Regions from separate parts of the Mus musculus genome. Here region 2 is linked to region 1. The links are chromatin loops, found by intact Hi-C in ENCODE. Cell type or tissue: left cerebral cortex. All regions are shown on one strand.

Region 1 (2,500 bases):
TCACTGCCCAAGGCTTTGGACAGATCTGCTGGCATGGGGGAATGTTGCTAGACCCAAGTTAATATGCTTAATGGATCATCAGCCTTGACCTACAGGATTACTAGGTGTCTCTGTTAAATGCATTCTTCTGGTTTCTGTAATGCAGCTACAGATACCAGGGTCCTCTGTACACCTGACAGTCCTCCCTACGGCTACCAAATAGCCTCATATACCCCTTTAAAACTCAAATACCTCACAGAACCTACTCATGACTGAACCCTCTCCTTCATCTGCAGTGGGAGAGTCAGCCCTTTTCCTATACTCCAAACCGTCTCCTCCATATGGGGTCTCTTCCAAGGACCTCTTCCCAGGATCTCTTCCTCCCTCCTCTTTAAAGGAAAATTATATATATATAATGAAAGAATATGTGTGAGTATATGAATGATGAATATATATTATAAACATATAATTTTCTCTTTAAAAGTATGTATGTGTGAATAGACACGCATGTATACATATCATCCTTTTCACTGTCTCTTAAAACCCTCCAAGTGAGTCTTCCATTAGGGTTTACTTTGTTTGGATGCTTTTAAAGTTCATCTCTTACTGAACTTTCATTTGCTTCACGATGACATTTGCACACATGCATGTGCTGTGCTTTGACAGGGTTTACCCTCCCTCGTGCCCTATTCTGTGCCTTCCCTTCTCCTGTTTTCTCTGTGACCCTTCCACAATGCTGGTACTCTTACTCATTTTTCTTCCATATCTGAAGGAAAACACTTGTCTTTGTGTGGTTGGTATGTTCCTACAACATGATGGTCTCTTGTTCCTGCTATCCTGCAAACAACATGATTTTATTCTTCATAGCAGAGTAGAAGTCCACTGTAAATTTCAAAACACATCTCCTGCATCAGACCCCCAGCTTCCACTCCCCACCCCACCCCAACATGTCTGTCTCCTCATCCCCCACTGACTCTGACATGATCCATCCAACAACCAAGTAACACTTGTTAAAGTCATGGAGGCCCTGTGACCATCTTCTGACTTCTTACCAGAGTCAATACCCAAGTCACTCCTTCCTGTCACAAGCACCTCCCCTAGCGTCTGTGCTTTAAATCCTTAGGCCCCAGTACTCTGTTCCCCTAGACACGTCCATGCACATATGTCCTTCCTTAGCAGCTCACTTTTTCTTTTCTTCCCTTTTACTAAGCATAGGTTTTCTCATACAGTATACTCTGATTACAGTTTCCCTTTCCTCTGCTCCTTCCAGGTCCTCCCCACCTTCCCTTCCATCTAGGTGTACTCCCTGAGCTCTGGGAAGAGAGATTGGATGTCCACATTCAATTTAGATGTCCTTGGAGGTTAGAAAGTGGTATCAGATACCCTGGAGCTGGTCCTGGAGGCAGTTGGGAGCCACCTGGTGGCACTGGGAACCAACTTCAGTCCTCTGCAAGATCAGAATGCACGCTCAACCACTGAGCCAGCCTCCAGAGTGACTTCTGAAGGTTAGATGTAATCATTCTTACTTCTTTTGCACATACCTTCAACTTACCCATAAATATAAAATCCTGCCTTGTGCAGCAAGTGGATCATGCTGTTATTGTTCCATGGAGACTCACACCTATCATGGAATGCTTTCTGCCTCCCCTGAGAGGCCTTAATACCCCCAGCTGCAAGGCAGTCAGGCAGCCAGGCAGCCAGGTAGCCAGGTACTCACAGCCTGTGTCTGAGAGTCCCTACCTGGCCTTGCTCTGATGTGCTGCAGCAGCCCAGCTCCTCGGAGGCCACAGCCTCTGATTATCAGACCAGCACTTTGTGGTCCAGGCTCCCTGTGTCATAGAGTCTAGGCTTGGGACTTACCTTCTTAGACTTTCTGCCCAGGCTGCTCATACCTGCCCTTCAATCTCATCCTGATCTTGGCCCTTGGGGACTCACACCCCACTCACCACTTCTCGTCAAATCCCACATCTTGGTATTTGCTCTACAGCACTTAACATAACTGTAATTCTACATTGACAAGCAAATTAGTTTGATTGGTGTCTGGTCTTTTCTGTAAGTATAGATAATGTATTACTTTTCTTTTACCCTACACATCTAGTTCCTAGCACACAATAATTGATCAGTAGCCCTACAAAAAGAGTTCACTGCTGTGTTACCTTTCTTGGGGAGTCTATTATACACAGGCCATGCGGCAAATAGCAGAAGACTAAAGTAATTATTGCATCCAACTCCAGCGTGGTGAGCCAGTGATTTTACTGGAGTCACTTACAGAACCATGGATAAGGGTTACCTCCATGAGCATGCATGAGAAGAATCCTACAGTAATGAGGGTTACTCCAGGAGAGTGGGAGGAGTTAGTTATCTATCTACTCAGTTAGAACATGAGTGATAAGAGGGAAGTTACCCGTGGGGGTAGAGCAGGAATAAGAGTCACCTCCAGAATAGGGAGAGTTATCAGTGTGGGGGAGGATGTTTTAGTGCCTGCATCACAGAAAGGCCCACATGAGTGACAGCTCACAAA
Region 2 (2,500 bases), 86 kb before region 1:
GCTTGTGTTGTATTACTGATGTCTCTGTCAGACATGGGAGGGGCAAGAAGAGCTCCTGTTGGATTAGTGATGTCTGTGTTGAACATAGGAGGAACACATTTTTACCTCATGTTCACCTAGAAACTTTTTTTTATTACGTATTTTCCTCAATTACATTTCCAATGCTATCCCAAAAGTCCCCCCCCCCCCCACTACCCACCCATTCCCATTTTTTGGCCCTGGCGTTCCCCTGTACTGGGGCATATAAAGTTTGCCTGACCAATGGGCCTCTCTTTCCAGTGATGGCCGACTAGGCCATCTTTTGATACATATGCAGCTAGAGTCAAGAGCTCTGGGGTACTGGTTAGTTCACAATGTTGTTCCACCGATAGGGTTGCAGATCTCTTTAGCTCCTTGGATACTTTCTCTAGCTCCTCCGTTGGGGGCCCTGTGATCCATCCAATAGTTGACTGTGAGCATCCACTTCTGTGTTTGCTAGGCCCCGGCCTAGTCTCACAAGGGACAGCTATATCACCGTCCTTGCAACAAAGGCTTGCTAGTGTATGCCATGGTGTCATCGTTTGGAGGCATAATGAATATGCTTTAGAAAGATGGATTGCTCTCCTCAACATGTGGAGGGAGGAAAGAGGACAGCACATAGCTATAGCCCAGAGCTGAGGCTTCTAGCCTCTCTTGAGATTGTTTGATTTCTGTTGAGTTTTTCTAAATCATTTGTTTAGATCGTTCCTTATAAGTGTTGTAACATTGTATTTTTTTTCTATCCATTCCCATGACTACTCCCATGGTTTCAATCCTTATTATAAGAATTAAAATGGAAGTTTTCTCCATTCGTCTCTTGATTCTTATGCTTAAACTTTTTAATGGGGTCAGGAGTTATTAGGTCCATATGATCTATGTGAGATCCATGCACCATCTCTCTGAAAAGTGAAGGCCTGCACAAGACGCTACAAATTATTTAAGGAGCACTGGAAACTCCCCTGAGTCCATGCTTACTACTTGTTAGTTTATCTAACATCCATGTCTTCCTCATGTTGGATGGGGGCAATAATCCAAATGCATACTTTGGATAACTGAACTCCCTGCTCCAAGCCATTATGTGTCTTCTAACCTCAGAACACAGACCCAGTCTTCCTGATAGAATCCCAAACTAGTGACACCTATTCTGCCTTTGTAGCATTACCTACTGTACCTCTAAGCTTTGCCCTACCAAATCAGAGTGCCTCACTAACAGTCCCTCAAGAATTCTCAGTGTTCTGCCCTACAAGGGCCACTGTCCACAGTCCTCTCCCTGGTCTCCTGGACTGGGCCCTGCCCTACTTTCTAGCTGAGCCTGAGCTGGTTTTTCACCGTATTCATAGCTTCAACAGTCAGCACTGAAGAGGCGTTGTGTGAGCCTGGCAGATCCTCAACAGTTGCACACTTATCCACCCCCAGCTTGTTTCCTTGCCCTCCCCTTCTTTCCAACAGGCAGCCTTCTGAGCTTGTGTAGCTTCTAGACTCAACCATTGCAGGGAGGAGGAGAAAGAAACAGAAGGAAGAGGAAACAAAGATGATTCCATCACTCTGTCTTCCAGTGATTTTACCTCCAGTGATTACAATTTCATCTCCTCTGTGCTCCAGATACAATGGGGCAGACCCATAGAGCTTCTATTTCCACTGAGTAAGCCTGGACCACAAACCTGACCCCAGTATCTACCCTACAATCAGAGTCATCATCATCATCACCACCATAATCATCACCCTCATCATTACTTTACTTGTTTGTGTATGCATTCATGCCACAGTATACTGCTCTGAGGATAATTTCATAGTTATTTCTTTTTCTCACCATGTTGGTTTCAGGGATAAAACCTAGGTTATCAGATTTGGCAACAAGTACCTGTATCTGCCAAGTTCTATAGCCAGCCCTCCGTTCCTTTATTCTTGCCTGAATAGTTAAAAAGCTTGCTCCCATTGCTAAGTTCCTAGATACTGCAATTCCTATCTTTTGATTTAAGCGTTTTCCTTCACCTGTATTTTCATGTGTCTGCATGATATTTCTATTAACTTGGCCGATCTCTATATTCCCAGGTAAATCTTTCCTGGTCCAGCTGACATTTGGCAAATATTTGTTCAATTAATCATCAGGTTTTAAACTGTCTTCTGGGTGGTCATTCCTTAGTACAACAGATCAGCCTGTTAATTAACAGTGCTCAGTGATATCATGTGGGCTTCCTTGGTCAGTAACAAATTATCCCCAAATCCAGAAGCTTGAAACAATTAGCATTTATGAGTGCCTGGGTTCAAAGATTAGCAGGCTAGGTCTTTTAGTCCATCCAGGGCTCTTGAGGTGCTGTGGACAACAGCAGCTGCGTGACTCTGCCATTGTGGCTTTATGGAGACAGTTGATGGAGCCATTCTCACTGTGCTATTCTAGAAGAGGCCAAATCAGATATGCCCCCAACATAATCATGGGACAGCAGAGAGACACTTAAATAGAGCAAGAACTTTCTCAAACTTG

The links. Hi-C counts contacts between places; a loop is a spot of excess contacts. Peaks named below come from ENCODE experiments on the same cell type or tissue, not always from the same donor. Only the 100,000 strongest peaks of a DNase experiment are listed, where the experiment ranks them.
Region 2: it touches region 1 in a loop (2.3-fold over the local background); 1 of 42 quality-filtered maps calls a loop at or near these places.

What each region holds. Positions count from the first base shown.
Region 1 is chr14:17,903,358-17,905,857 of GRCm38, forward strand. The region is part of intron 2 of Thrb (thyroid hormone receptor beta); the gene reads left to right. Among named protein-coding and RNA genes, the nearest start is that of Thrb, 240 kb to the left of the region's middle. In left cerebral cortex, a CTCF peak has its summit at 1,407; a DNase peak (open chromatin) is centred at 1,410.
Region 2 is chr14:17,816,912-17,819,411 of GRCm38, forward strand. The region is part of intron 1 of Thrb (thyroid hormone receptor beta); the gene reads left to right. Among named protein-coding and RNA genes, the nearest start is that of Thrb, 160 kb to the left of the region's middle. In left cerebral cortex, no CTCF peak of the experiment used is centred here; a DNase peak (open chromatin) is centred at 1,408; H3K27ac peaks cover 1,170 bases.